Regions from separate parts of the Mus musculus genome. Here regions 1, 3 and 4 are each linked to region 2. Evidence: chromatin loops called from intact Hi-C (ENCODE). Cell type or tissue: left cerebral cortex. All regions are shown on one strand.

Evidence for each region. Hi-C counts contacts between places; a loop is a spot of excess contacts. Peaks named below come from ENCODE experiments on the same cell type or tissue, not always from the same donor. Only the 100,000 strongest peaks of a DNase experiment are listed, where the experiment ranks them.
Region 1: a loop joins it to region 2, with 2.3 times the contacts of the local background. A loop is called at or near these places in 16 of 42 quality-filtered maps.
Region 3: a loop joins it to region 2, with 3.0 times the contacts of the local background. A loop is called at or near these places in 3 of 42 quality-filtered maps.
Region 4: a loop joins it to region 2, with 6 times the contacts of the local background. A loop is called at or near these places in 2 of 42 quality-filtered maps.

Annotation. Positions count from the first base shown.
Region 1 is chr1:155,154,379-155,162,378 of GRCm38, reverse strand. Stx6 (syntaxin 6) reads right to left here and starts at 3,676. Exons shown (of 8, transcript NM_021433.3): 1 at 3,452-3,676. The coding sequence starts at 3,486. In left cerebral cortex, no CTCF peak of the experiment used is centred here; DNase peaks (open chromatin) are centred at 3,186 and 3,755; H3K4me3 peaks cover 1,679 bases; H3K27ac peaks cover 1,132 bases.
Region 2 is chr1:155,095,466-155,103,465 of GRCm38, reverse strand. Ier5 (immediate early response 5) reads left to right here and starts at 3,830. Exons shown (of 1, transcript NM_010500.2): 1 at 3,830-7,099. The coding sequence starts at 4,036. The coding sequence ends at 4,962. In left cerebral cortex, a CTCF peak has its summit at 3,896; DNase peaks (open chromatin) are centred at 4,709, 5,322, 6,030, 6,656 and 1 more place; H3K4me3 peaks cover 3,932 bases; H3K27ac peaks cover 3,362 bases.
Region 3 is chr1:155,022,771-155,030,770 of GRCm38, reverse strand. Gm41980 (a long non-coding RNA gene) reads left to right here. Exons shown (of 6, transcript XR_001779499.2): 3 at 1,023-1,167; 4 at 1,898-1,953; 5 at 3,939-4,069; 6 at 7,850-8,000. Among named protein-coding and RNA genes, the nearest start is that of Gm41977, 5.6 kb to the right of the region's middle. In left cerebral cortex, CTCF peaks have their summits at 1,440, 3,508 (motif pointing right) and 4,791 (motif pointing left); DNase peaks (open chromatin) are centred at 2,595, 3,043, 4,020, 4,774 and 4 more places; H3K27ac peaks cover 4,247 bases.
Region 4 is chr1:155,278,462-155,286,461 of GRCm38, reverse strand. Xpr1 (xenotropic and polytropic retrovirus receptor 1) reads left to right here. Exons shown (of 15, transcript NM_011273.2): 14 at 3,028-3,249; 15 at 5,392-8,000. The coding sequence ends at 5,452. Among named protein-coding and RNA genes, the nearest start is that of BC034090, 38 kb to the right of the region's middle. In left cerebral cortex, a CTCF peak has its summit at 4,782 (motif pointing right); DNase peaks (open chromatin) are centred at 4,905, 5,518, 5,914 and 6,279; H3K27ac peaks cover 2,987 bases.

The sequences.
Region 1 (8,000 bases), 59 kb before region 2:
TCTTCCTCCTCCTCCTCCTCTTCCTCTTCCTCTTGTTTGAGGTAGGATCTCAAGTAGCTCAGGCTAACCTCAAATTCATTATGAGGCTAGCTAGCTTCTGAACATCTGTTCATTCTGCCGCTGACTCCCAGGTGCTGGTATTACAAATGTACCCTATCACCCCAGATTCTGAATATATCTTTTGGATTGTAAGTTTAATGAATTCTAAATATAGGACAATATATTCAAAGTTTTAACATCCAAATTGAAATGAGATAGAAGTTTAAAATAACAAATTTTGAAAACTTTATACAAATAATGTTTAATTGCATGTTGAAGCCAAGTGCATGCCTATAATGTCAACACTCAGGAGGCTGAGGAATGAATACCAAGTTTAAGGCTACCCTGCACTACACTGCATATACCAAGCCAGCAAGTTCTACACAACAAGACCCTAGCTCAAAAACAAAACAGACAAACAGCAAAACCCACAGCAGTAATAATATTTTCAAATCTACTAACAGATGTTAAATTATTTTTACTTCTTTTTTAATGTAAGTAGTAGAAAATGTAAAATGATGCATGCTCATAATTCTAGCAATCAAAGGGCAGAGGCACGCTCAGAAGATCAAGGCTGGATTGGAATACAAGAGACTTGGCCACCAAAAAAACAAAAAAGTAAGAACAAAAAGAGAAGAAAGTGGAATTTGCTTTATATTTCTGCTCAACAGAAATTGGTTGGTTGGTTCAGTTTTTTGTTTGTTTGGTTTTTTGGTTTTGGTTTTTGCATGTTTGGTTAGTTTGTTTGTTTTGAGACAGTTTCTCCATGTAGTTCTGGCTGTCCTGGAGCATTTTGTAGACCAGGCTGGCTTCAAATTCAAGAGATCTGCCTACCTCTGCCTCTGGAGTGATGGGATTAAAGACCTGTGTCACCACCTCCCGCTTCCACTGAGTAGTTTTAAGCAAACACATCAAAAGACAGAAGAGCCGGGCAGTGGTGGTGCACACCTTTAATCCCAGCACTCAGGAGGCAGAGGCAGGCGGATTTCTGAGTTCGAGGACAGCCTGGTCTACAGAGTGAGTTCCAGGACAGCCAGGGCTACACAGAGAAACCCTGTCTCGAAAAACAAAAACAAACCAAAAAAAAAAAAAAAAAAAAGATAGAAGAAATAAAATGGAAGCAGGAAGCATGTCTCTTTTCTAAATCCCTAGACAGGAGAAAGAGGTCTAAGTTGTCTGAATTCTGCTACCTTCAAAACATCCCTGTTCCAATAGCTTTTCCCACCATAACAATTCCTAAGGCACTGCCTTTTCTCTGAACACCTGAGATGCTCATCATCTCTAGGAAACACTGCTACACTTACCGATCACCTGTCATGTCTACTTAATTCTGATGTGATTTATTCCGCTGATTACTCTAGAAGCACCTTGTTTCAGAGTCATATTTGAGGCATCTTTACTTTTTCTACCCTGTGATGCATTTTCAATAATCTTGTTTTTGAAACTTTGGAGAGAGAGAGAGAGAGAGAGAGAGAGAGAGAGAGAGAGTGTGTGTGTGTGTGTGTGTGTGTGTGTGTGTGTGTGTGTGTATGTGTGTGTGTGTGTAAATTCCTGCAGGTGGGTTCTGGGGATCAAATTCAGGTCATCAGGCTTGGCTGCATGAGCCCTTATCTACCAAGATATCTCAGTGGCCCTCAATCCTGTTAATAAAATGATGTTCATGGATATGCTATCACACATCCTGAGACACTGATGTGGCTGGCTTGTCTTTTCTCCTGCAACAAGTGACCGAGGACAGTGTCCTAATAGAGTAGTAATACCTAGTCAGCAAGTAAAGTAAGTGCTAGTAGACTTGCAGGGGTAAATACCAATATGGCTGAGCAATAAAGAACTTTCCATGTTTCCCTCAAAGGCGAACAGAGAAATCCGCTGGTTACCTCTGCTATCTACTCACTGCCAGAGATAACCTTTGCAACCTGAATGTCAAAAACTTCAGTTCTGGGGCTGGTGAGATGGCTCAGCAGACAAAGGTGCCTGCGGCCAAGCCTGAGACTTGAGTTAGATCCCTGAGACCCACGCAGTGAAAGAGGAGAAGTTCCTGCAAGTTGTCCTCTGATTTCCACATGCATGCCACAACATTCACTTACCACTCCACAAAATAAGACAAAAACCCAAGAAAACCCTTCCATTCAAGGGAAAAGTATACAACTCTAACTCTAAATTTAAAAACAAAACCAACTAAAATCTTAATCAATTCCATAATATAGAACACAATTTCCAGGTAGGCAGATTTTACTGTTAAATATATACCTTCCTATTCCCCGACTAAATTAAAGCAAGGCAAAAGAAAAACCCTTTTAAGGAAACGTAGAGACAATCTTAGCCAAGCTGGCCTTTAATCCCAGCACTCAGGAAGCAGAGGCAGGCAGATCTCAGTGAGTTCAAGGGAGTTACACAGAGAAACTCTGTCTCAAAAAGCCAAAAAAAAAAAAAAAAGCAGTCATAATATATTTGATTGTGCATTGACTGTACACACCAAGGATAGTAAAGTATCTCATTTTAAGTTTCCCAGGACTCTTAAATACAAAAACAAACACCCACACAACTGGTCAGCTTTTACCACTATACAAGTAAGATGCAAGTAGCAACTAGTTAAAAGCAAAGAACACTTTGCAGTCAGTAGAACTTACTCTGTCTTAACTTCGCAGTTCTCAGATTTTTGACATTTCTCTGACATTCAAAGCATAAAACTGACACATTATTAGAAATAAGTTGCGACATCATAATTGCGCTTTCTTGCTTTTGTGTAATGGCTACAAAGTTGATACAACAAAGTGCAATTGATGTTTTCATCTCCCAACAGATAAACAAAGATGGAGTCAGGACAGTTCTGTCGCAAAACGAGGGCAGTAGGCTTCTAAAAAGGCAGAACGTGAAGTGAGGGAAACCTGTCAAACACCCAGGATGAAACCAAGGAGTTCAATAGAAACACTCATTTCCTTCGACACGGTGGGAAAACCCCGGTGGCTCACAAGAAACCCTCGGAAAGTTTGGTTTGGCTGATTGCATATTGTTTTCCTTCCAACATCAGCACCCGGCCTGGAGGACTTTTCCTCCCCCGGGAAAGCGCGCGTCCTCCCGCACCGGCTCCCGCACCCGCTGGACACTACCGGGCAAGCCGCGGGGTGGCCGTCCCGAGCTAGCTCCACGACTCCACAATGGAGCTCGCCCCCGCGCACGCCCACTCCAAGAGGGCCATTTCCCTTTTCCTGCCCAGATGCTGTCGGCCGGCTCCGGCGCGTCGCTCCCCACCTGCGGCGCGCGACCCCGAGGAAGTGGCGGTGCGGGCCGATAGTGGGACCCCAGGGGCCCGGCCCCAAACGACGCGCGGTGTCCGAGCACAGAGGCTGTGTCGCCCTGCCTCGATTTCCCTCCCCTCTCTCTGAGGCGGGAGTCCTCGGCCCACACTCACCCCTTCACTACAAAGAAGGGGTCCTCCATGGACATGGCGCCCGGCCCGGCAGCCCGAGCCCTCCCTGAGGTCTACCGTGGCCAGCGCCTCGGCCGGGGCGACCCGGAGCAGCAGTGCGCGCAGACCCGGGTGCCCGTCGGCCGTCGGTCCAGCAGTCGGTCAGCGCCGCGGGTCGAATCCCACTCCAAGCCGGCCCCCACGGCAGCCTCCTCCCCCGGCACCTCCGGCGTCTGGCCCCGCCCCCAGAACCTTCGCCACTACCAATCATGGACGCGTACCGCAGCCTCACTTCCGCACTCAGGCTCACGTGACCCAGATCGCCCAGGCCCTGCGCCGGAGAGGGGCGGAGCCTAGCTTGCGTCACTAGGCCCGAGAGGCGGGGCTCTGGATAGTGGGGGCGGTCTTCTGCTGCCTGGAGAAGGCAATGAGGATTTTAAGAAAGCTGTTGCTGTGTCTGATTTGCATAGACCTTTTACCTTTTCTCTACTTTTAATACTTGCTTTTAACTCCCTGTGATTTACATGCCCATCTAATCATCGTCTTGCACTAAAGGATTCTCAAAAGATCTGATTATGGTAAGGTCTTAGGTCATGCAGTGTGTAAAGGCTGTATAAACATCCTCAATCAATACTCTTTTGGAGGACGATCCTACTGTTTCTAATTTGTTAGAGACTTCATTCTTTCCTGTACAGGGTCACACAACCCCAGACACACAGATCCACAGATCCCGGACATTTGTACTTCATTCTGAAAGCAAAGAAGGAGCCAGACGGGATCACTTCCTTTCAACTACGATTGCAGAACATCCAGAGCATTTTATATGGCACAATTAGACACACTGTGCGTAACTTCTTGGATGAGAACTGTGACCTTTGATTATTGATAATCACTGAGCAGTGACTGAGCATTGGACAGGATTCTAAGTTATCTCACTGTCACATTCCTATTATTTATCATCTTCATTTTATGAATGAGCTTGGACTCCGAGAGGTTACGTGACTTAGCCAAATTCTTTAGTCTCCTTGGAGCTTGCATCAAACAAATTCCCTTTGAACCTGAAGTCCCCCATTCAATTCCTCATCTTTAAGATGTAAGGTGGTGGTGGCACACACCATTAAGACCCGCACTCAAGGGGCAGAGGCAGATGGATCTCTATGAGTCTGAGGCCAGTCTGGTCTAATGAGCTAGTTCTAGGACAGCCAGGATGTGTAGGGGTGGAGTAGGAGGAATGTTATGTGAACTCTGAGGCCCCAATGCCGTCAGGGACCCCTGAAGGAAGCTGTTGTTTAGAGGACAGCAAGAGGACATGATAGAGGAAGGGAGGAGAAGAGAAGTGAGAAGCAAAAGTCAAAGACGCCAGGCTTCTCTGAACTCCTGAAGGAGCGGTGGGTGGCAGGTGTCGGGAAGGGGAGCTGCCGGGAGAGTTGCAGGCTTTGGCTACCTACCTACTGAAATTCAGAGATAAAATGTTCATTGACAATGGCATGTAAGTGGAAGAGCAGATGAGCCTGATCCTTGAAGGTCAAACCTCAGCTCTGCTAGTCCCAGAAGCCGTGTCAAGCCAGGTTCTTAATTGTTGACTGTCCTGTCTCTGGATGGATACCATAGTAACATCTTTCTCCTACAGTGTACAAAGTATTGGCAAAATCCAGCACACCTGAGCTTCTTTACTCTGCTCAGGGCACTAAGGACTCCGAGATGAATACTCTTGTCCCCAAGGAGCTCCCAGGCCTGTGGAGAGGAGTATTCAATTCCAGATAATGAGAGGGCACAGGTAACTGGAGAAATGCACAGCCTAGATAGCAGAGCTGAGATACCAGCGTATTTTGTGGGTGTGTGGGGCTGGGCTGGGAGGCTCCTAAACAGTGGCTAAAGGCAGGAAGGATCAGTGATGTAGACAAGCAGGGCAGCCTCTCAGGCCAGAAAAGAGAGCTGGGGTAGAGGGGTCAGTAGCAGCAGGGAGATACAGCCCAACACTGTGGCTACCAGTCATTCCTTTGGGTGTTACAGACCTCCACTGGTGCATGGCCACAATCTTGCCTATACCACAAATTTTCAGGATAAACTATGGTGAAGTCAAGTTAGCACATTTACTAAGTATATAGAGAGTGAGTTGTATAGGAAAGGGGCAGGCACAACCTCAAGACATGAGTGTGGGCTCTTCCACGGAAAGTCACTTAGATGTCTATGTGAATGATTTTGCAGCTTTTAGAAGTTTGAACTTCTCTACGGATGTAAAGTACAGGGTTTAAAGATTATGCAAAATCTAAATTAAGGTTTAAAAGTTAAGTAGGTGTATGAATTTGTTAGCCTTTTAAAAGGACTTTTTTTGTAGTAAATGAAGTTGTAATGTGCTTTTATGACGTGCATTATTTAGATTAGAGATGAAGGATCTAGAGAGATGGCTCAGTGGTTAAGAGCATTTACTGCTGGTACTAAGAATAGGAGTTCAGATTTCAGTACCTATGTTGGACAGCTCACAACCGCCAGTTAAATCCAGCTCCAAAGAATCTAACTCCCTTTTCTGGCCTTCACTACATTCATGCATGTGTGCGCGCACGCACACACACACACACATCAAATCTTAGATTTAAAGATGAGAGATGCCTGCCAATATGGTAAAAATTCAGGATTACAAACATTCTGGTCCTATGTAAGAATAGTTCACGGAAGTCAGTGAGATGAATTAGTGAGTAAAGGTGTTTACCACCAAGCCTGAAGTCTAAGTTCAATCCCTAGAATCCACACAATGGAAGGGAGAGAACTGATTCCCGCAAAATGTCCTCTGACGACCACATACACATTGTGCTATATGTATGCACAAGTATACACACACACACACGTGTAAAATTTAAATTAACAAGATTAAAATTAATAGACTAGTTCATTTACTGTTTTTCACATCAACCTTGAGATTTTTTTTATCTCTGTAGTCAATTTCTCTTTATCATTTGTATTACAATTCCTTGATTCTGTCAGCAGGAAAGGTAAATTAGAGCCCAGAGCAAGGAGAGTCTTCTTGAATGTTCCATTCACTTTCCTTGTCTCTCAAGCCTGCCTTAGCAGGCTAAGGCTGCAGGTGGGCAAGGCTAGGCGGTTGGGAACGTTGAATACTCTGTGTTCTGTCCTATAAGCCTAGGAACTCAGAGAAATAGCTGGGCCAGACTGAATAAGAATGGCCCAGCTATGATCATATGTTTGAATGCCTGTTCTCCAGTTGATGCAACTCTTTGGGAAGGATTAAGAGGTATAGCCTTGTTGGAGGAGGCATGTGGACTTTAAAGTTTCAAAAGTCCAAGCCATTCCCAATTAATGTGCGCTCTCGCTCTCTCTCTCTCTCTCTCCCGCCCTCCCTTCCCCTCTCCCCTTCATGGTTGTTGTGTCAACATGCAAGTTCTCACTTACTACTCCAGCACCATGTTAAGATGCCTGCTGCTCCCCACCATGATCATGGACTATCCTCTGGAACTGTGGGCCCCAAATTAAAGGCATCCTTTTATAGGTTGCCTTGATCGTGGTGTCTCTTCACAGCAATAGAAAAGCAACTAAGACACAGGCTTTGAGACAGGTGTCGAAGTGGCTAGAAAGTCACAGTGCAGAAGATGGATGAAAAGATAAGAAGCCAGGCTTGTTGTAATGAAGGCATGGAGGGAGGGTGCATTTGATAAAAGCTCTGGAGAACACAGAGGTAGACATTGTTGTTTCCTGATGAGGAGAAGTTGGTAAAAAAAAGAGGAAGAAGAGGGCCAGGGAGAAGTCTTGCAGCATTTGGAGCTGTCAGTGAGTTGGTTGCATCCCAAGGAAGAAATTCCTACTCTTTGGGAAAATGAGGCAGACAATGGAAATAGGGGACAAAAGAGGCTAGTGGGAGAGAGAAGAATATGATCAAAACACATTCTTTGCATATATGAAGATGCCACAATCAAACAAAGTATGCCTAATATATGCTAATAAAAATTGTTATTTTTTTTTTAAAGGAAAGAGACTCCAGAGGTCCAGAGATGACTGATGTAGCGTTTGTATTTCTTAGCTTCTTGTATTTTGGTCTTTCCCACTAGACTGTAAGCTCCCAAGGGTCTGGATACTGTGTAAATGTCATGACCATCTCAAGGGCTGACATGGACCCTCATTTTCCAGCTTAATGGATTTATTAACTGAGTCACAAAGATCTAAGAGCTAGGAACAGAGGATAGAGCACACATGCCTAAGGAAGCCTAATAATTAGGATCTGAAAGAGACAACAGTGGCAATTGTGGCAGATTCAGGGAGCATGTAGGAATGGGGTATCCTTTTCTTTAATATGTCACCTTCCTTCATCCTCTTTCAAACCAGAACTTGGCCCCCACTACCCAAGGAAAGGGAAGTTTTAGCTAAATGTGAGAAACAGAGGAAGTTATTTCTTTGTTTTCTGTGTTTTTGTGCCCCACCCCCACCCCCATTCAGCAGGGCCATGGTCTTAGGTGAGAAACAATAGCTCAGGAACAATGCCCAGTAAATAACCAGTGCCTCCCACACTCCCACTCTTGCTGACCTGCTTGAAAACAACCAA
Region 2 (8,000 bases):
AAGCGATGAGGGCAGCATGAAGGGTATGCAGTATACAGTGGTTGATGGTGGGATTACTCCACTCAGATAGGTCAGAAAGCCTTCTCAGGCACCACCAGCAACCTGTGCACATGGGCAGCACCCCAGATCAGCACTTCAGTGCTGGAATTGTTTTTGTCTCTTACATTTGTGTGTGTGTGTGTGTGTGTGTGTGTACACGTGTAAGTGTGCATGTACCTGTGCATGCTCCTATGGAGACCAAAGTAAATTGTGCTCCACTTAATTGATTTCTTTTTCTTTCCTTTAGTAATTTCATACATTAATATAGCGTATTTAGATCACATGTAGCCCCTATGACCCCTTTCAACTCTTCCTTCTACATCTTTCTCCTAGCTTTATCATTTATCCTCCTCCTCTTCTTCAATCCACTGAGTTCAGTTCGTGCTGCCCACATTGCACAGGTGTAGGGTCAGCCACTGGAGCATGAGCAACCTACTGTGGGACAGAGTAAAGACCCTTCCTCCTTGAACAGCCTTCACTTGCCAAACGTTCCTCAGCTCAGCGTGGGGCTCATGAGCTTCTCCCCTCTTCAGGCTGGAGCTCTGCTTTCTTTTCTGAGATGGGGTTTCTCACTGAGCTGGAAGCTTGCCTTTGGCTAGACGGCTAGCCAGTGGAGCCTCTGGAAGGCAACTGTCTCTGCTTCTCAGCACCACCAGGCTTGGCTTTATGTGTAGGTCCTGGGCATCCAAACTCTGACCCTCCCGCCTATGCAACAAACACTTCACTCACTGAGACATCTCCATAGCCCTGTCCCTTCTATCTCTTCTATCTATCTATCTATCTATCTATCTATCTATCTATCTATCTATCTATCTATCTATCTATCTATCTGTCTGTCTGTCTGTCTGTCTGTCTGTCTGTCTGTCTGTCTGTCTGTCTGTCTGTCTGTCTATCTATCTATCTATCTATCTGTCTATCTTTTTCACTCTTTCTAGTTCCATCTAGCTCAGGTCTTCTCAGGAATTCTTTGCCTAAGGATACACAGACGCTTTACAGTTGAATGATCACCTGTGTACCGATTGTTCTGGAATCCATCCTGAGGTTCCCTTATTACTGGAAAATCTTTAGTAAGTCCCCGTGGCCCCATCTCCTCACTGAAGCATCCATGCTTCGCTATCATCACCTTGGAAACCTGGCAAATGAGATGCTCTCTGTTCTCCACCCTACCGCCAGCCCACCCCCACCCCTGCTTTGGTGCTTAAGAGTTTGTTATACCTTAGGGCTTTCGGCAACTCTTCAAATCCACTTTCCTTATTCAAACTTTCATCAATGCTACCTAAAGAGTCTCCAGACCCTTCTGTTACTCCAAATTCAAATGTAAGGTAGTAGGTTCAAATAACTAATGTGTACTGATAGTGTACGTGTGCTCACTGCTGTGCTAAGAGTGTTAAGTGTGCAATAAGCATCCTTTTCTCACAGTGCTCTAAGAGGTAGGCACTACTATTATCTCTGTAATCAAATGAAAAAAAAAAAGACGGAATGACAGAGAGGCAAAACACTTTTCCAAAGTGCTCTTCAGCAAGGAAGAAGTGGAGCTGGGACTCCCACTCCAGTAGCCTGTGCTTGCAAACATCTGTTTACAGTGACTTAAAAGTTCTCACACTTTTCCCAGTGGAAGTCTGGTAAGGCCTGAGGCCTTGGCCCTTCCAAGATGCTTCGGAGCCTTATTAGGACTATCTGAAAACCCTACCATTTCCAGGTTTATCAGAAAATTTGGGTAGGAATAGAACTGATGTTCTTTGTTTTTGTTTTAATAAAATCAGAATGCTCAGTGGGAATAGTGATGCACAACTTTAGTCCCAGCACTGGGGAGGCAGCGGCAGGCAGATCTCTGAGTTCAAGTCTAGCTTGGTCTACAGAGCTAGTTCCAGAACAGGACTACAGGACAGAACGAAAAAAACCCTCTCTATAAATAAATAAATAAATAAATAAATAAATAAATAAATAAATAAGCAGGCAAGTAAGTAAATAAATAAATATTTTAAAAAGAAGCGCTGATGAAACAAACAAAGCTTTGAAAGGACCAGGTCCTGAACCTGCCCATGGCTATCAGACAGCTCACTGACTCCACCCCAGACGGATCGTCAGTTGGCCTGTAAATTTAAGCGAGCTGTGTTAGACAGGAACATGGGATATGTCTGTACACTCGTTCAAGTGCTACTTACTACGCGGCATCGATAAATCTGTCTGTGAGATGCAGCATTACCTGATACACTCTCACTTGTAATGCACTGGGCCCCATCAGAGCCTCACTGGTCTGCTCTTCTTAGGAAACCTGAAGATGAAGTAGGGACAACTCTGTTGCTTTAAGGGTGAGTGGTCAGGATCTAGATGTGGTCTTGGATTTCAATACCCAATAAATATTTGTCAAAAAATAAAATAAAATAAAAAAGATTTTCCAAGAGAGAAAACGGAGAAGAACCTCATGCTATTACTGAACATATGTTGCTGTTGCTACATGTTATAATTATTTTCTCTCCTTCTCTATGTGGGCTGAGAATTCCTAGAAGGGAGGGACTCTGGGCTTCAGTTGTAGCAGTAATAGTGGCCAAAGTTAGCATCCCCCAAACCATCAGATCTGAAGGCATCCTGGTTGTGAACTGGCTCTTAATCAAGCCTACCTCTCACTAGTATTTCTTCCATGTAAATGGCCAAACCTATTGTAGGGTCAGGCAAACCTTTCACATAGACACCGTGTAAGCTGTGGTTAACTTTATTATTTAGATTGACTCTGAGAGTTGCCATTTATCTTCTGTGTAATAAAGAAGGTGTATCTGTGATTTCTTCATTTTATATTTGAAACTTCAGGGCCATAAGGCAATTTACAGAGCCATCAGGCACCAGTACAATCTTGTCATGGTCCTTCTGACAGGGATTTGCAAGACTCAGTGGATGGGACTACATTGACTGACCAGAAAAATTTTAGGAACCCTCCCCCCATACTTGACAAAAAACAATTTACATAATCAACATGGGAAACCAGAACTTATTTGTATTTTTAGAACTTACTAGATTTCCCCCAAAATAGATCAGTTACTTATTGTGTGTGTGTGTGGGGGGGGGGTATTAAACAAACAGACAAACAAAGAAAACCATTGTGGAGAAATAGGTAACATCTTCCATTTAAAATATGTGATAACTGAGAATCTGGGGAACGAAATGAAAGATGCCAGCTTTAGGTGAGAACAAACAACGTTGTACCTGAATTCTGTTCCTTCATAAGGCAGAAGCTTGGGTATTTCTAGAACGTTCCCTTTTGTTTGTAGTTAAATGCTGAGTATAACGCTAATGGGAAAGGGGCTAACTCCAACATAATATCTCAAATATATCGTGCTAGTTGTCATATATTGTCATCGCTTCCATTTCTGCCAAGAATGACCAGAAATTACAGCTGAAACAGCTATGAGCAGCTGGAAATTGTGTATGAAAGGAACTGAATTTTATTGTGCAGTAGATTCCAGCACACTAAACGAATGAAAGTTCCAGTCAGTGTGCTAAGGTACATCACAAAGCGGAATCCCTTACTACATACAGTTCTGTGGGCCTCGTTCTCCTCTATCAACGCCTCTGAACACAAATCCCACCGCACATGATCAATGGGCTGCCTGCAATCTCCCCCTTTAAGAGCTTGCTCCGCGGGACTAACGTTTGAACAGGCCCTGGGGCCCCTCCTCTGCCTCTGATTGGTCGGGGGCGGAGCACGAGGCACATCTGCCCGCCCAGAACGGTTAGCGGCGCTTTGTGATTGGCGTTCGAGGAGCATATATAAGGTGCAGTGTGGCCCCGCAGCGCTCAGTTTAGAGTCCGGCTCAGAACGGTTCTGTTGTCTGAAGGGAAGCGGCGGAGGGGGACTACGCGTCACCAGGTCTTTTCTCCACCGAGCTTTCAGACGCCGAGGGTACAACCACAGAGGAAGACCTGATCCCGCCTACAGCTCCTCTCGCAGCTTCAGAAGGCAAGCAGGCGTTCACCCTATCGTCTGGAAGCGAAGGCAGGATGGAGTTCAAGCTGGAGGCTCACCGCATCGTCAGCATCTCCCTGGGCAAGATCTACAACTCGCGGGTCCAGCGCGGCGGCATCAAGCTGCACAAGAACCTCTTGGTGTCGTTGGTGCTGCGCAGCGCCCGCCAAGTCTACCTGAGTGACCCCTGCCCTGGCCTCTACCTGGCTGGCCCTGCGGGGACCCCGGCGGTGCCGCCGCCTCAGCAGCCTGGAGAGCCTGTAGCCGGGCCACCCTCCGGCTGGGGAGAGCCGCCCCCGCCGGTCGCCCGTGCCGCCTGGCCGGAGCCCGAGCCTCAGCCGCAGCCTCAGCCTCAGCGTCCCTCCGTGTGCCACACGCCCGGAGCGGGAAGCTCAGAACCGGTGGCCGCGGTGGCCGGATCGGGGGAAGCTCTCCGGGGCGGAGAGGAGGACTCGGCGGCAGCTGCTTGGGGCCGCGTGGAGCGTCCGCGCGCGGCGTCTTCAGGAGGTGGCTCGGACGCGTGCCCCGAGGGGCCCCGGGCAGTGCGCCGCCCGTGCGGCTGTCCCCCGGCCGTGGAGGAGCGGTCCTCCGAGGACGGGTCCCCCGCGCCACCCGCCCCGTGTCCCAGGAAGCGTGGCGCAGCGGGAGTGGGTGGCGGCCGCGCGAGCTGCTCGGCACCCGGCTCTACCCCTCTCAAGAAGCCGCGCCGGAACTCGGAGGAGCAGCCAGTCACCGGCGAGGACGACACCGACGAGGAGATGGAGACCGGGAACGTGGCAAACCTCATCAGCATCTTCGGGTCTAGCTTCTCGGGACTCCTACGGAAAAGCCCCGCAGGCGGCCGAGAGGAAGAGGAGGCGGAGGAGGGCGGCCCGGAAGCCGCCGAGCCGGGGCAGATCTGCTGCGACAAGCCGGTGCTGAGAGACATGAGCCCCTGGAGCACAGCCATCGTGGCCTTCTGAGCCCCCGGGACCCGAGTGGCTGGAGCTTGAGCAGCGGGAGTCCCCGAAGTGCGGCCGGGGCCTCTCCCGGCCGCGAGGACGAGCCGAGACCGTAGGCGCTGGGCGCGTAGGGGAGACTGGTTGCTGCCGGGCAGCACATCGCCCCAGAAGGGGCAGCCCGGCTGGGCCGTGGCTCTCGAGTCTCATCCTGAGACCTAGAGTTGGAGGCTTATTGGAAGAGGACGATCGATCGTTAACTTTTGTATCTGTGTGTGTCCGTGTGTAAGTTTGTCTTGTGTTGAGACTGTTCTGTGATTCTGGAATGCACCACCCCTTCCCCGGGGCTTGAGACTTTGGGGGTGCAGACAGGGACTTTCCTCTGCCAGCAGCACAGAAAAGGAAGCTGCAGAAAGGCTCGAGGAAGGGGAGTTCCCCGTTCGATCTTGGGGGAGAGAGGGACTTTACACACACCTCTCTCTCATGAAAGCTACGACCGCACCGGGGCGCGGAGTGGCGTTTTCTCACAGGATTTCCTCAGACTAGAGGGAGTTCGTCTGGAGTAGAGACTTGTATTATTTTTCTCCCTCCCCATCCTTTCTCTGGCACAGAAGAAGCGCTTCTACCCTGTGATTACTCTGGGAAAGCAGAACATTAAGGGACCTTCAATTCCCCACAGGGGAAAAAAAGCTTGCTGAACTTCACAGAAGAGTTCAAGCTTGGAAATACGGAGTTTATAGAGAAAAGATATATTTTTTAAAAGCTCTAGCTCAGAACTTACTACACAGTGCTTTTAAAAAGTGTTTAATGAAACAAAGTTTACAGACGAGCTCTAAGTGGAAGGACCTTATGGCTTTGTAGATAAGGTGACTCCAGTCTTTGTTGTATAAAGGTTGGGGGAGCTGATAAGGTTTTTGTACAGTATTTTCTCCTTCTCTGTATTGATTTTTGTATAAAAATGTAACTTTACGTGTCTAACACGTATTAAATATTTTGAAGCAACTCCACTGCCTGTTTGTATGTATGTAATCACTTGTCTGGGTTTCCAACAAGGTGGCGGGGAGGGGCAACCAGGCTGGGAAATGGAAGGTGTGGTTCTTAATATCAGCCATTCACAGGCGAGGGACAGTGTTGGCTGACTTGAATAAGTAGCAAGAAAGACACGTTTAAGGGTTTGGTTTTGGTTTTTTGTTTTCACGAACATCCCCATCCATGGATACTGGTATCAATGACTGTCAGTTTGAGACTTGCCACTACAATTTTCTCTTCAGTCATGACAGACCAGTTTGGTTTTCTATAGTTTGATCTGATGGGAATCTCTAATATTAAATAATATTAAAAGCCAAATTTTGCAGCCTTTCCAATATCAAATATTTCCACCAAAACTTTGTTTCCAAAATAGGTCTGGTAATGTATAGATGGTAGATCAATTTTTAGATTTGAATTGGGGTGGGTGGGGGTTAGATAGCAGCTTCAGAGGTCTTACTAGGACCAAACATGAAGAAACCGATGAAACCGACTTGTCTAAATGTTTAGATCCATCACTGTGGCCCAATATATGTCAAGGTTGACATTTGACTTTAGTTGTAGAAAGTAAAAAGCTCTGAAAGTGAAATTATGTGTATCAAACCAGAGAAGGAAGGAGACCGAGGGAGGTTGGCTAAATTTAATTCTCATGTAGCAGAACTTCCTGATTTGCTCTTGTCACCTACATGATGACATAAGTGGTTTTGGTCATGCTAAACAGATGACAGCCAAGGCAATTTAAAGAGACCGTTTTGTCTAAGGCAAAATGTTCAGTACTTAAGAGGTACTCTCTTAGGAGCAAACCAATTAGACACTTAAGTTTTAAATATAATTGCTAGTACTTGAAAAGATGCCACCAGTTTCTAAGAAGAATGCTTAAGAAACAGAAATGAGGAAAGAGGGAAAGGGCTATATAGCCTTTAGACAAAAGGAGCATATGAAATATGCTCTTTGGCCATAGCTTAAGCTCTAATTATATGAACTATATTAGTTGACTAGGCCATTGCTTTGCTCTTTCTGTAAGATATGGCTGGTTTTTTAAGCAAGGGAGCTGTTACTTTTCTACTCCATCACCATAATCATGTACATAATACATAGAATAATAATACATAGAATAAAACATGCTTTAATCAGATTGTTACTCAATTGTCTTGTTTTCTTTCAGAAATTAGCTACTTAAGCTCTATTATAACTACTAAAGATCCATTAAGTGGATCTTAAACTGAAGGTGTCCAGGGCCTTCATTCTGAAACCATTTCCTGTTAGTTACTAGAACACAGTTATGCTTGAAGACCTGTCTCGGTGTGCTTTATATTTGAAGGGGGTCACATTTGGTGTGAAGAGAGCTGTATGTTTGTTTTAGATGTGACTAAGGCCCCTCTGCATCCTCAGTTGCCTGCCAAAAGGAACCATGGGACCATGTGTCTGCTTAATTTCGAGAAGTAAATTGGAAAAAGGTTTTACTTCTTTGTGTAGCATGGACTGAATGTTACAATAGCATGAGCTCTGAAGCCAGATTTGCCTGCATTTTCCTGCCTTAGTCCTGACTCTTTGCTCTGAGGACTTCATGTTGCTTCAACTCTGCTTCTTCGTTGTTGTGGTTGTTTTCAAGTGTAAAATTAGGATAGCTGTACTTACCTCATCGAGTTGTGAAAATTACTGAGTTAATGGTCTTAGAAAGTACTTCCTAAGGGCAGCAAGGTACCGCCTGCAGGTAGTCCCCAGCATTCCGGAAGGTGAAGCAGGAGGTTCCCCAGTTTGAAGCCAAACCTGCCTACATACAGACCTTTTCTCAGGCCCCAAACAAGTACCTCAACTGTTATTGTTGCTATAGAAGTGAGGTGTGTGTGTGTAAATCAGATGCTGTGGCAAAAAGAATTGTGTGCATTTGTAGGGAAGAAGAAGGAGGTTTCTATTTTTAAACAATCCTGTCAGCAAATATGAGTTTTTAAGTCTCTGTTTCTCTGGACACACTTGCAGGCATGAAGCTCTGCTCTACCAGTAGAGTTGGTCGCCGTGTCTATCTCACACCAACC
Region 3 (8,000 bases), 73 kb after region 2:
CTGAGCAGGACTCCCCACACCCTGTGCTAGGGATCTAGGGCTTTTAGGCAGGAGTGGGTGGAGGCTGGCATTGACTGGGAGCACTGGACAGTCTTCTGTAATGGAAGGTGTGAAACCCAGAGGGCTTCCCGGCACTTTAAGCTATATAGCCTTTTCTGGTGGATCGAGACGATCACGTTGTGCTCTGCTCTGCCGTAAAGCAGGGATAGAAATAGGGTAGAAGAGACTTACCTGTGTGCCAGGAGTGTGGCCTCAGGTCTCCTGAAAGCCACTTTCTCAATGGAGTTGGATTCGGCCGCTGTGTGATATCAGCACAGTCTCTGTGAAGGATGGATAATTTCAATTCTCAAAACTGAGATAAGAATCAGCAGGGAGTCTGGCCCCTGGACATGCCTGTGGGGCATTTTTTCCAACGAGTTAATTGAGGTGGGTAGATCCACCCACTGGGTGTCCCATCACCCACTGTGTGTCACATCTGGGGTTGGCCTGGGATCCTGGACTGTATGAGAAGGAGAATCAGCTGTGTACAAATAGTTGTTATTCCCTTGCCATCCTGATTTTAATGTGCCCAGCTGCTTCAAGCTCTAGCTGCCCTCACGTCCCTGCCTTGTCGGACTGCACCTTGAACTGTGAGCTCAAATAAACTCTCCCAAGTTGGTTTTTCCAGGCTGTCTTCTCACTGCCACAGAAAAGAAGGCAAGGCAATGTGGCAGGGGCCTGCAGTGTCAGCCCATGCTGGCCGTTGGGCCAGCTCAACCAAAGACAGGGCTCTCGACCCATGATGGGAGAGCAAGTGTGTTGGAAGCTGCAACTGAGGCTGGTGTCCAGCACAAGTCAGGTTTCTTCCTGCTGTCTCTGCATCCCTGGTAATTGTCATTTACCCCTGGGGTCACAGCTGTCTGCCTACTCCATCACCCAGAGCCTTAGGCACTTGGGTTGCCCAGGAAGCAGGGTTGGCACCTGCTATGTACCTGCACAGTGACAACCAATAAAGTCGCTCTGGGGTTTCTGCTTCTTATTAGGATCCCAGGATGGAATGGAGAGGGAAGAGCAAAGACACAAGGCCGCTTCCCCACACTCTCCAGGAGCTCTGAGGGCTTAGATGTGTGGGTGGCGGTGCTACTGGAGGACGTGAAAAGAAGCACAGGAAGGGACACAGAGGCAACGGTAAGAAATAGGTTGGGGTCACTTCTTAAGTATGAAGCTAATTGCTATAGGGGAGCAAGCTTGTGAGTTCATACCTCCTGAGGGGCAGAAAGCCCAGCTCTGGGGCCACAGCAATTGGGAGAAGGGGTGAGATAAGGCTACAGGAGCCCCGAAGCTTCTGCTGAGGAGGCTGGGCTTTACATAACGAGCCACTGGGAGTCACGAACACAGGAAGATGATTCAGCCAACACATGGCGGCACAGGGAGACAATTCTATCTTCCTGTGGCGAGGGGGCGCAGACTCAGGTGTTAGCATTCATAGCAGCCGGAGCGGAGCAAGCCTCCGTAGCTGGGACACCGAACTGCCTGCCGGGGATCAGGAAGGCCGAGGGGCAAAGGTGGCTTGTGGGGAACTGCAGGAACTCTGGCCGAAACGTGGGGGCATCCAGTAAAGATGCGGCTAGGTGTGGGTGGGCAGGAAGAGTTAGGCGTTAGGGGGCTGAGAAGGAGGGGCAGGAGGGACCAGCCGTGGGGGGAGGGCTTTCTAAGTCCGAGGGAGTAGGGTCTAAGAGCAGGCTTTCTCTAGGTCATTCCCACATGCAGGTGAGCCGGGAAGACCAGCTGCTGGTCTTTCCAGTTGTCAGTGGCAGGGGAAGCCCAAGTTTCCATGCAGGGGGATTGCTGGTTCTGCTGACAGGCACCCCGTGCTTCCTGTTTCCTGATTGTAGAGAGAGCTATGTTTTTCCTCCAGGGAAAGAGGAAGTAGTCCCACAGCTGTCCCAGTAGCGGCTTCTGAGGTTCACCAAGGTATGTCCCTGGTTGTCTATTGGGCCTTTGAGTCCCTGTCCAAGATCCCAAGCCCATTGGGCAGTGAAAAAGGTTTTCTTTGTCTTACCAACTTCTAGGCCAGTATTTCCCAACTGTGATTAAAAGGAGCACCACCTAGGGAGTTATAAATAACCCTCGTGCCCAGGCAACAACCAAGACCAATTGAACAGAGTCTGAGGGGGAGAGCGTATTTGAAAGCACCCTGGAAGATTGCAGGGTACAGCCAAGCTTGGCAATCTCAAGTCCAAGTCCATGTTCCCGTAAATGGTGCTATTAACAATGGAGCAGGTGTTCCTGATGTCCTGAAAATGTGGCAAGGCCAGTCCAGGCTTCAGGGAAGGGCTTAGCAGGGGGAAAGGTCATTACCGATGTGAACAGCTTCTTAGTTACAAAATTGTCTACTTCCTCCTTGTCAGACAGCTGTGGACACCTGGACTGGACCCTTGTCCCTGTTCTCTAGGGTTGGGACAATTCCACACACACACCTGTTCTTATCTCTAGAACAGATTCAGGCTATGGTTCGAGTGTGTAGCTCGGACTGTTAAGCTAGCATACGGGAAAGCTGAGTGACTTTAGCCACCTACTCCAGATTTTCTCTCCCCAGGTTGGAGGTTGTGTTCAGGGTACCAGCACGGTCTGGTTCTAATGAGGGCTTGCTCATTTCCTGGCTTGCAGACAGCAGCTTTCTGCTCGTATCTTCAAAAGACAGAGGAAACTCTGGTTTCTCTTCGGAAGGTTAATCCTTCCAGACTCCAGTCTCCTCATGACCTCACTTAGAGTTAATAATCTTCCAAAGGGGTCCATGGAATCAGGGAGAGAGTACGGATGTCTTTCCTCTATACTTGTAGTGTGTGTGTGTGTGTGTGTGTGTGTGTGTGTGTGTGTGTGTGTGTGTGTGTGTGTGTGTACACGAGTCTCATTGGCCGCACAGGCTACCTGAGAGGGAGGAAGTGGGAGGAGTGGGTGGCTGCTCTTCTTGGCTGATCTCTGGAGACCTGCCTGCAGGTCTTGCAGTTGTGCACGCCCACCACACTGCCTGTCACCTCAGATGGATGATCAAGTCATACAGATGCATCCTCAGTACTTCTGGCTCCGCCTCCGTGGGCGGCGCCTCCCTGGCTTAGCAAGTCTGTGCTTTGATATTGAACTGCTTTTCTTTGCTCTGGGTGATTTCTTCATCACTGCCACTCATTAGTGTTCTTTGTTCCCCACAATTCGCTGGGGTTTACATAATGCTACTCGATTTATGTATTTTAATGCACACATTCTCATTTCGTTTCATTCAGGGAACAGGAACGAGGGTCCAGTCCAGGTGCCCACAGCTGTCTGGCAGGGAGGAAATACACAGAAGCAGTTCACACTTGTAATGACCTTTCCTTTGTACTTTTCCTTTTAAATAACTTTTTGTTTTATTTAGGCTGTGCACGGTTTCATAACTTACATCTTTTTAAAAAATCAATAATTATTAGCTATTCCTTTATATCTCTAAGGATCCTGAATATTTTTTCTTTTTTTAAAAAAGACTTATTTATTTTATGTATGTGAGTATACTATTGCTGTTTTCAGACACACCAGAAGAGGGCATCAGATCTCATTACAAATGGTTGTAAGCTGCCATGTGGTTGCTGAGAATTGAACTGAGGACCTCTGGAAGTCAGTCAGTGCTCTTAATCGCTGACCCATGTCTCCAGCCCTATATTTTTTTCATAACATCTATCACTACTTGGCATATTATCCTTCCCACAGTGTGTGTGTGTGTGTATGTGTAAATGTATGCGCCAGTGTGTATGCATGTGTATGTGTGTGTTTGTGAATGTGTATATGTGTGTGAGTGTGTATATGTGTGTGCATAAGTATGTGTATGTGTGAGAGTGTGTATAGTGTGTATGTGTGTATGTATTTGTGGGTAGAACAGATGATGTCACGTGTCTTGCTACATGGCTTTCTACCTTCTTTTGAGACAGGCTCTTTCACTGAACCTAGAGCTCACTGATTCAGCTGGGACAACTAGCAGTGAGCTTTAGGGCGCTGCCTCTCTCCTCCCGAGCCCAGCGCTGAGATTAGACCCCTAAGGCCGTGCCCATCGTTTTTTTAGGTGAGTGGTGGAGATCCAAACCCAGATGCCCTGCTTGCAAGGCAGACTTCCTAACTGGACTCAGTTCCTAACAAGTACTCATTTAGACTTTACTAACGGAACCATCTCAGCTTTGGATTCTAAACTTTAAACTTTTTCGATTTTATCTATTGCTGCTAAGTGTTTGGAGGGGCCTTTGGATCATCAACTTACAGTAAATACTACGGTGCCTGGAAGTCCTGTAATTAGAACTCATTTAGAAGACCATCAAACCTATTATAACAGGGCCTTAGGGGTTTGCTCTTGAAACTGCAGAATACTGATGTCTGTCACTGTTAAAGTTCACCTTGTTCCTCCTCCTCAGTCTAGGAGGGGGCGGGGGTGGAGGTGGGGAGGAAACAGAGGCCAAGGGATTTGCTTCAGGCCCTGCATCTTGTTAGTAGCAGAGCCAGGACGGCAAACCTGATTCCACAGCCTGGGGCTTTGTACTTTTGCTTTTGAACATCCACTTTCTTTCACAGCATGACCTGCCTCTGAGCCTCACAGTTTACAGGCCAGCTCTGGCTGCACTCTGTCCCCGTGGTCTTTCTCTCCCCAGGCATATGGCACATAAGTGGGAAAGGAAAAGATTGGACTTTAATAATTAGATGGTGACAGCTCAGGAGAATCTCTGCATGGGACCAGAGGCCCACAATGGATGAAAACACATTTTATATACGCCACTGCCCTCTAGTGGCCACAATGAATGTCAAGTCTACCAGATGAACAGTGAAGGCAAACATTCAGGCATAGTCTGAACTCTTAGCCCCGCATGGAAACATACACTGGGCCCCATTTAGTTGGTATTCAAGTGCCAAATGAATAACATATAAGCTTATAGAACCCAAATCTATTCTCTGATGCTGATCATCTGAGGAGCACTGCCAAGAGAAATGTAACAGCCACTTAGTAACAAGATTCTCAAACCACATAAACTAGTTACTGTTAGTGCTGTATTCTACTTGACACAAGTTGCCCAAAAAATTATTATTTCAACATTAATCAATAGCTAATATGAAAAAGAAACATATATCTTCTTCTGGTACTGTTTTCTTTCTTTCTTTCTTTCTTTCTTTCTTTCTTTCTTTCTTTCTTCTTCTTCTTCTTCTCCTTCTCCTTCTCCTTCTCCTTCTCCTTCTCCTTCTCCTTCTCCTTCTCCTTCTCCTTCTCCTTCTCCTTCTCCTTCTCCTTCTCCTTCTCCTTCTCCTTCTCCTTCTCCTTCTCCTTCTCCTTCTCCTTCTCCTTCTCCTTCTCCTTCTCCTTCTCCTTCTCCTTCTCCTTCCTCTTCTTCTTCCTCCTCCTCCCACCTCCTCCCTCCCTCCTCCTCCTCCTCTTCATTTTGATATTTTCCAAGACAAGGTTTCTCTTTATAACAGTCCTGGCTGTCCTGAAACTTGCTTTGTAGACCAAGCTGACCTCAGACTCACAGATTATCTATCTGTCCTACCTCTGTCTCTAACCCTAACTCTGCTGGGATTAAAGGCGTGAACCACTATACCCCACTATACCTGGCTTTTTTTTTTGAGATGGGTTTTGTGTGTCCTGGGTCATGTAGCCAAGACTGACCTTAAACTACTGATCTCCTGCCTTTAATTCCTAGTTGCTTGCCTTACAGATGTGTACCACATGCCTGATTTATGGTGCTGGAATTGAATCCAGGGTTTTGTGTTTTCTAGACAAGCATTCTAACAACTGAGTTATAGCCCAGCCCTGGTCCTGAAGTTCTTACCTCTAGCATTGTAAATTCAACATCTCTGTCTCTGTTGGCCTGGCCACACTATGTGTGCCCACTGGCTGAGTGGGTCTTGTGGCTGTTGCACTGGGCAGTGAAGGTGAAGGGCAGCATTTACAAAGTTGGTTCTTGTGATTGCACTGGTAAATGTAGGTCCATGAGGGACAGTTCCACCAGTCTGCAGCAAGATAAGAGAAATAGAAAGAACACTCTTTACGTGTAAATTCAGCATAAGATTAGTGGCTGTCCTTTTGAGGGACCAATGTGATGGCTCTCTGGACATAGTTGCTGTCACTGTTTCTGTTCTTCTCTGAGAGGACGGTCCCAGCAGATGGTAGTTTATTATTGAGTAGCACAGATGTGATCCCCTTCAGGGTTCCCCCTCACCCCCTCCACCTTTGATATCCACCGACTCCTGGGGACTACTGTGCTAAGTGGTTTTTTCTTCCTGCTTAGACAATTGATGCTCACAACTGGGACAGATGCCTGCGTGATGGTTCCTGAGCTGTTCTCTGCATGTCACCTGTATGCCCTCTCTGCTTTACAAAAACAGTGCAAGGAAGTGATTGTGAGCAAGGAGGGGTGACCTTCAATTTGCTCTAAAAACAACCCCAAGGACTAAGCCATTTGCAAAATCCAGTTTGTAGCAATAAAAACAAATGACCACTTGACTGAGCATCTAGATGGTGCTGCTCCTGACTTTAGAGGGTGGTTTCACTATAACATGATTTCTTCCAAGTTCAGAGCAATAGAAGCCACTGCTAAGGGGCAAAGCCTTTAATAACTCCAGCCTCTCTAACAGCCCTGTGTTGGGCTAAGATGTGCAGGGAGAGGAGTCTCCCCTTTGTAGTAATCCTTGTAAGGAACTTGGGCTTGCAGTGGTCTGAATTTCAGTCTGATTTTAGTGTTCTCTTATCTTTAATTAGTATCTCTTTTGTGTCATCTGTTTGCTTTGTGTGTCCCAGCAGGTCACAGTCCTACCATAGGTTCTTAGGCTTGAAATTTCAAAGTCTTAGAACGTGACTTGTGGCCACTCCGTTTATGAATATGGACTTTCAGCTCCGTGGTCTGTAGTCACGAGGGTTCTAATTAGAATTGCATTTTGTTTTTCAAATTCTATGTGACATCTATGCTTGAGTCATAACATGGAAAAGATGTTAGTAGTAGATGGAAATTGTGTAAATCAAATCATTTTTGACTTGTCTCAGATGCCACAGCTTTTGTAGATCGATTGATCCTCCCCGTTTTAAAAATTCAAGCGTTTGATAAGCTGTCTCGCCTGAGGATGAGGTGCCTACATATTAAACATAAGATGCAGCTCCCCTTCCGGATTTAAGCAGCATCTCCACAATTATCCGCTTCGGAAGCAATTACACTAAGTATTAATAAAGGGGCTCCAGCCACAGAACAGCGCCCAAGGGAGGCTCTGACTGGAGTCAGGGCTAATGGCCCGGCAGTTGTTTTAATGGATTTCCAATGAAGTGTGAAGATGACAGACCAACAAGGCCTGAGACTCTATGACAGAGCACAGTTAGCACGGCCGTGGGTACCCCAGCCTCATTTCTGTTTGCATTTCTTTAGTCTTGGTGAACTGATTGCATGAGTATTTACTGATTAATGTATATTTAACAGAACTCATAAAATGTTTGTTGATTCAAGTATCCATAGGAGTCTGACAAAATCAGTCGAGGTGGGGTTAGCATGGTTTCCTATAGTGACAACATTAAGGAAGATGAGGAGCCTGAGTCCAGGGGCTCTAATGGCATAATTTCTGCTCTATACTACTGCAATCCCAGCTCTCTGGCCCTCAGGTCCCAGTCTTCTACACCCTAACCAGTGAAGAACAGAGCTCTGGATAGTTAGCCCTATAGCCTTGTCCTCTGCTGGGATCATGTCTTTTGTGGCTCTGATTGGAACAGCATGCTGGAGAGGAATGTCTAGGAGGAGGTCTCTTCAAATGACAAGCTGTTTCTACCTGTGTATGGTAAAGTAACACAAGAATTCCAATGGCCCCTTCTATGATTCCACAGGGTGTGGCCAGAGTCAAAGGGAAGACAACGGGAGAGGCCTAGAGGATGTTCCGGATGCCGACAGCTGGTACCTGCTGAGGTTCTTGAAGTCATGATTTCTGTTTCTTCCTTGATCAGTTCTAAAGATTCTTCTGCATCATGGGTATTTCAT
Region 4 (8,000 bases), 180 kb before region 2:
CTTCCTCCCAAGTGCTGGAATTACAGGTATATGCCAACCATGCTTGGCAGTTCTGTAATCTATAGAGAAACACAAAGGATAGCAAGACTGTCCTGAAAAGTACATAGTTTAGAGTAATGTTCTGAGCTGCAGACTGGTCTTATAGAAAGAACAAGGCAGTGCACCATGTCCATAGAGGTTAGACAAGCAGTGCACTGGAATAGGATGGGGCATCCAGAGACAGAAGAAGCTGCATAACAGTGAAGAGAGAACATTAAACATGAGGCAGCTGACTATCTGTATGGAAGAAAAAGATCCTGACTCCTACCACATCTGGTATACAGACTCAGTTACAGGTAGATCACAGAACTACAAATACACCCTCTAGAAGTTGGTAGAGAGCCCTAGAGGTAGCATGCAGTGTAGTAATGTATTTTCATGTTTTAGGATGAAACTATGTGTTTTTATATATTAATCAAGCTATATACTACATGCAATCTTTAAGGTGTATGTGATATACTTCTTTTTAATTGCATATTTATAACTATCTTATGCATATGTGTGTGGATGCATGTGTATCATCATGCCCATGTAGAAGTCAGAGGACAGCTTGTGGAAATTGGTTCTCTCCTTCATGTGAGTCCCAGTGACTACACTCAGATCCTCCCACTCGGGAGCACACACCTGCGGAGCCATCTCACTGACCTATATTTAAGTTTTTACGTAGCCTGAGAGAAATACGTATCGGTTGGACTGACAGGTAACTCCTCAACAGTAACTGTGAGGCTAACAAAATCATTCGAGTTATGTTGTGGGTGTGCTGGGGAAAGCGAAGGCCTCTCTCTCATGAAGCCTTCACCATGAAACTGGCGTGCACAAATGCGAGCATCTAAGGATAGTTTTAGAGAGGTGTCTAGTATTCCCATGTTTCAGGACAAACATGGCCTGAAAATGAGATAGGATTGGAAGCAAAGCTAACCTTAAACACAGAAGAGGACTCTGGAAAGTGTGTGCTCATTTGTTGATGTCATTCGTTTTTCTAGACTGTCTAACAGGTCTCCCGTCTTCATTTCCCCAAGTATGTAGGTCTAATAACCAAATCCACTCTGCACCCTTAGCTGTCTCTGCTCTCACTTCTCCCCATTCTTCCTCTCAACTCACGTCTGTGTTCCTAGCCCTGAAAGTGGTTCATGTGTCTATGTGTGTGCATGTGTGAGTGAGTGGAGATCAGAGTAGAAGCCTCAGTACTTAGTTCTCTCCTGCTACCTTCTGGGATCTAGGACCAACCTTGGCTTGTTTCCGTCTACTCAGCACCTCTACCTGCTGAGCCATCTCGCCAACTGTCAAACTAACCCATTCTTTAAATTATCTATAATAGAATTACAGACCAAATACTCTGTGGTACAGGTATAGCTCTGTCACTGCTCTTCACTCTTCACCGCCAGGGTGAAATTCCAGTGTTATCCAATTTCCCGGTAACACAGAAGCATAGGCAGAGAAACTTATCCGTCATCTTTATAGCTAATAAGTGGTGGCGCCATTATGTGAATCTAGTCAGTCTTCTGGAGCTGAAGCCCCTGGATTATGCTGTTCTGGTAACGCTTGCCTTTGGTTCTCTGTGTTTATCTTTTATCTCTCAGCAAAGCACTGGCTTCACTCAGCTTCTCAGAACCATGTTCTCTGTTCTCTCCAGCTTCTCAACTCTGTTACTGATTCTCCTTCCTCTTCCTGTCTGCATGTGTTGGGATGTTGCTCGGCACTCTCGTCTCTTTTAATCATATTCCTAAAGCCCTAACTCTGCCTTGATCTCCAGCGCACTGTGCCCTCTGCCTGCTGAGCCCTCCACAGGGCTATCTAGTGAGTAGGTAGCTGTAGCCTGACAGGACGGATCTGCTTCTTTGGTCCTTGTAATGATGTCACCTTCACTCAGACCACTTGACAGGTTCTGTCAGCTTCATCTTCCTGTGGATCTCTAGTCTCAGCTTCAGGTCACCATCGCTTTCCTGGACTCCTGCTCTACCAAGTTTTCTAACCGGCCTCCCTCTAGGCTTTTTTCCCTGTTCCAGTTGCTTTTCCACGGTAGAGTAATCCATGTAGAACAAATCTTGTTGGTCTCAGACGCTCAGTGTGAGCTGTGGGCTCTTTCTGGTGGTTTATGGGGCCCTGTGTGTATGGCCGGACCTCCTCTCCCTCTCCATCTTACTTCTGCTGTTTTAACCGTGGCTTCCATTCCAGTGCACCAACAGTGTTTTCTTGGTCAGCCTTTTTCCTCCTCGTCCCCCCTACCTAAGACATGTATCTCTAGGAGTCTCCTGTGACTTGCCTCCAGTATCACTCACACTTTTGTTGGATGCTGCCTGTCAAAATCAGTTTCCCTAAGCATTCTTAAGACGGGGACTCTGGGTTGCTTTTCTTTGCGTTCGGTCTGCGGGGCACCTAACAGCTGATTATTTACTTACTTCCCCACTGCCGGGATAGAGGCTGAGACCCACCTGCGTCATTCAGTGCCACTTCCTCATTTTTAATAAGCACTCAACAAATTAATAAACTTACTGGATAAAGAAAAATTATATTCCAAAATCAACTCTTGTTTCCTCCCCCACCTCCCAGTCCTCACACCATCTTTCTCTTTCATTTTATTTATTGTGCGGATGTGCATCAGGGAGCAAAGTCAACTGTCATTCCTCAGATACCTTCCTCCTCTATTTGAGACAGCCTCTCATTGGCCTGGAACTTCACCGGGTAGACTGGGCTAGCTCTAGGGACCTGCATGTCTGTTCCCATCTTGCCACTGTTGGGATCACAAAGTGCCCACTGTGCCTGGCTTCTTACATGTGGTATCTAGACTCAGGTCCTCACACTTATTAGGCAGATGCTTTCCTGACTGAACTATCATGGCTCTAGCTGTCTCTTTGATTTTAATAGTCTTGCCTATAATTGTTTTGTTTTGTTTTCTCCTTAGTGAGCAGGAACTTGAGCCTCCTGGAGGTTTACCAGTAGTAATATATTCAGATCTTAACATGAATGTCTTTACCCCATTTTGTTTAGGCGATTTGTGTGGAACTTCTTCCGTCTGGAGAACGAGCATCTAAATAACTGTGGTGAATTCCGAGCCGTGCGGGACATCTCTGTGGCCCCCCTCAACGCGGATGACCAGACACTACTTGAGCAGATGATGGACCAGGAGGATGGGGTTCGAAACCGCCAGAAGAACCGGTCGTGGAAGTACAATCAGAGCATATCCCTGCGTAGGCCCCGCCTGGCTTCCCAGTACGTAGAGTAGAGCACTCCTGTGTGGCTAGCAGCGGGTAACATTAGCTAAAAAGCTACTAGACTGGACCAGGTGAAGTTGCTGGCATTCAGCCATGCTTCCTCTTCAGACAGTAGTAACAAACCAACCCATGAGGTCAGACTTGTAGTATATCTTCAGGAGCACATGAGACACGCCAGGGTGTCTATCACCTACTGAGTAGGGATGTAAAGGACCACAGGAAAAGTGTGCTGGGAAATGACTTACCTGATTCTTGAGCATGACATGTGTGTGCAGATAACCTTCGAGTTCGTTTAGAAATCCTATCATTTGTGTAACCTTGTCTTTAATTCCTGTTAGCACTCTTCTGTACACTGGGATGTGTATAGTTCAAAGAGAGATTAAGAAGAATCAATTTGCTGGGCAGTGGAGGCACACGCCTTTAATCCCAGCTCTTGGAAGGCAAAGGCAGACAGATTTCTGAGTTCAAGGCCAGAGTTCAATCTGGTCTACAGAGTGAGTCCAGGACAGCCAGGACTACACAGAGAAACCCTGTCTCAAAAAATCAAAAAAAAAAAATTTTAAAGAATCAATTCATTATTTGTGAAATTTACCCAGCATCATCACAGAAAGACTTGAGCAAGCTGAAGCTACCTTATGAAGTCCATAACTAGGATTCTTACCTGCCACTGACTTTGTGTCCCAAAGCTAACAGTAAACATAAAGCATATGGTGACTGCACTCGGTGTTGAGAGAATAGAGAGAGAGACAGCAGAGTAGGTTACGATGAAAAACGTAAGTTGGACATTTTTCTGAAGGTAAGGGAGTGCTTGGACAAGGTAAAGACTGTGCCTGTGGAAATGGAGAGTAGGAAGGAAACACATGTGCTCAGACAGTAGTGAGAAAATGTAATTGGATGGGCTCATCTGAACTGACCCACACCTGTAAGCCCAGCATTTTGACAGTGGAAGCAGGAGGATCATAGCTACACAGCAAGCCCAGGCCAGCCTGGTTTACACTAGATCCTATCTCAAAAACAAACAAATAGCCAAAGACTAAAAACTGCAGGCTTCATCTTGTAGGGAAAGAAAAAGAACAAAACAAAACATGTTCTTCCAAAGAGGAGTGACAGGAAAGGAGACTGTGTCACTGCACAGTGCAGTAGGAAAGGGAAATCGGGACAGTAAAGGCCTGGATCGGGTTGTAAAGTCGGGTACAGGAGCATAGAGGAGATGAGCAGAAGGGGCTACAGTCCGGTGAGTACAGAAGCCCAGGCCTACCAAAGCTTTAGCTAGAGAGTGGGAATTTTCTGGAAAGAAAGTAGAGAAGGAAAAAGCAGAAAAGAGGAGAGTGAGTCTTAGGGCAGAGGAAAGTAGCAGAAGTCACAGTGGGAAATGAGCGGGAAGAGCACTGACTCAGCTGCACTCTGTCCAGGGAGGCACGGCAACCTGGGGTGCAGGAGCGCTGTGGGTAAGAGGGTGCTGAGGAGGTGGCTAGCCTCAAGGCCTGGAGAAAAGGCTGACAGACCAGAGCTCCTCACCGTGAAGGTCTCATAGCTACCAGCAGAGGGCAGTCTAAACATGGTTTCTGATCAAGAGGGAGGCTCTTGGTGCTAGTCTGTTCATTTCAGGGGTTTACAGGGAAACGCTGGGAAACTAGATGGCAGCCAGAGGAAGGCAGTTAGAAGAACAGGCTTAAGGTACAAAGAGTGCAGGGAATCTAAGGTGAGACCTGAGTCTCAGCTCTGACGTCATAGATTCATACAGCCTTAGCACAGCCTTAGCCTCCTGAATGTCAGCCTCCCCATCTGTCAAGTGGGAGTAACAGATCTCCTGTCAGAAACACTGCCTTCACTGTTGAGGCTAACGAGTGTCGGGTTACCCAGTCCCATTTTTATTCGGTACAAGAATCTCTGCACAGCCTCCTAAATCAGCAGCGCTAACAGTTTGACCGAGGCTCCTGGCTATCACTGTACCAGTGCTCAAACTCAGATCCTTGTTTCCGGGTACTGCTCCGTCTTTAATTCAGCCTACTGCTGTTCCTACCTCTCCACTTGCAGTACATAGCTCCTGGGTAGTGTGCGTGCTTGCTAGTGGGAAGAGTGGACCCAGCAGCACTGCATGGGACTGATCATACATGTTCATTTCCTCTGATCACGCTAGATCCAAGGCTCGCGACACTAAGGTATTGATAGAAGACACAGATGACGAAGCTAACACTTGAATTCGCTGAAGTCTAGAGTAACATCCTTGGTTTTCTACTCTACAATCCTTTCCTCGACCAACGCAACCTCCAGCACCTTTTTCCAGCTGAGAACAGGAGAAAACAGAACACGTTCCCGGGCTCTTCAGATCGGGTCCTATGGACTCCGAGCAAGCTCACTGTGTTTCTTTTCTTTTCTTCTGGTTTAATCTTCATTTTCTATTTTTAAAACAAATACTTCATTTTGCCAATCAGAAGATGTTTTAAGGAACAAACACCTACTATCTTACGGATTGTTTACAATCACAAGGATACAGAAGCCCATCAGGATGAAGAGAAGCTTTGGAAGGAACGTCTGATGCACAGCCCAGAGAGCTCAGCTTCGCCGGCCGGTTTTGACTGTCTGAAACCGGACACCGGTTTTTAAATTTTCTGTCAGTTTCTATGGAGAGTTTTTCCCTTCCTTCATAGCCAGTGCAGAGACACTGGCAGCACTTGCAGGGAAAGTGCAGCTTGGAGCAGCACCTCCTCCACAAAGCTACTTTTAATTCGATGTGACTTTTCTCATCTGGGGAGGGCTTCGGGTGGGTGGGGAATATGCTGTATTCGTTACATACAGTTTCTCATTATTTATGAAACTTAACCATAAATGAATGCTACTCCTGTGAAGGGAGGCAGGAGGAACTAAGGCTCACTGGCACTGCGGAGGGTCAACCCCACACACCTCTTTCAGGAAACAACTAGTTGATTTTTTTCCCCTCATTTGTTTTAACTTTAAACCAAAGTTTTATTGCTAAATTTTAAGTTGCTGCTCTAGAGTCCCAAGCATCACTGTCATGACCAGGCAGGCATCCCCCTTGCATCCCAGTGGTGGAAATCCAGAGAAAAGGCTCTGACTGTTGTTTCTCTAGGAACAGGTGCAGGATACAGTCACCCAAATACCAGTCACAAAAATGACGGTTTGCCACGTGCTTCTGCATGTAGAATTGTAATCTTTACCAGTGGAAAGACAGGCCTGTTTCAGGCCCCTCACACTTTATTAGACATTTCCCCTTCTGGTCTCACCTTCTTCAGCCAGAATTTGATCAAATTAAAAGTCTTTTGTGGGGACTGTATTTCTGAGCATCTAGAACAAATCCTTTATATTCATCGACACAAAAGATCTTGGTGGCTATTTTTAAACCCAGCTGTATTAAAAGGTGATGTTGAATTTTACGACACCCCTACCATGGCCTGCTTTTAAATTCGGGGCTTCTAAACCTGGTTGTACTTTTTAAATTATATTTCTTAGAAAATTCAGGATATAAATACCTACTTTATTCTCTATCTCACCCCCTTTCTTCATAAATTCTCTAGAGAAGCCTAAAAACATACAGCGCTTGACTGTCTTGAAAATGGTTGGTTTCATATCTGGTACTCATCAGCTTGTCACTGGGAATCTAGATCGTTGGTAGTAGTGACTGCCCAGCATTCTTGAGACCCTTGATTTTCTCTCCAGCATGGGTCAGGGTAGAGAAACAGCCATTATTCAGTAAAATTAATATAAATACCAGGAAAAGGTAAATAAATGGCCCCACCCTTCAGATCTAGATAAAAGTCCCACGTAGGAGGGCCATGAACGTGTGCCCTTGTCAGATGAACTTTAGACTAAGAAACCGGTGACTAGGGAAACAGCAGTAACACTTACATTGTTTTAAAACTTGGCTACTGCCCCTTAGCTCGTGCTTGTCATTAGCTCCTCCTGCATATCAAACCCTTACTCACTAAAGTTACAGCACTGCTAAAATCCTACTGATTAACTCACCAGCTTCCGTTTACAAAGTTTCTTCCATTTTTATTCTGACAAAGTTCCATTTTTTTCCTCCTTTCTCGATTGAGATTTTTAACAACACCTTGCCCCCATCCCCCACCCCAAAAAAGCTCACTCAATGTTGTAGGTTCTGTTGCTTTTTGTGTTTTGCCAAGCATGTCCCTTGCCCCAAAACTAAAGAGCAAATGTTTATTTAAAGTAAAAACAAAACTATAAATAAATTGTATACTTTATAATAATCAGTGGTAACAATTTAGAGACCCTGGCAGATTAAAGGTTGCATTATTTTTATTTAGATTTTTTTCCCTTACTATTTTGTACTTTAAAGCTGGGGATAGATTTCACTGGTTTCTGAGGTAACAGCAGTAACGATTAGGAATATATAGAAAAGTTCAGTGACCAGTCATTTCTTGTACAAATAAAATCAGTGGTACTGTGTATCCAGAGCCCTGTGAATTGTCAGCTTCTTTCTCTGGTAGTGAGCTGAGTGGCGGCACACACTCCTCACAGTTGACTCCTGATGTTCCAGCTCTCTGATGTCTTTATGTCAGGTAACACAGAGCCAGTTTGGTCTTTCTCCCCCTGCCAGGATCCCAGGCCCTAATCAGTATTATTTCTTTCATAAACAGTAAGTGATGGAGTATATTCCTTTTCTGATATCTGTCCTGTTGACCACTCAGACGTAAGTTTACAAGCTGTGCGGCTTACATGGCAGACGCTCCAACGTGTATTCAGATGCTCTGGCTGCATCCCTTCCCA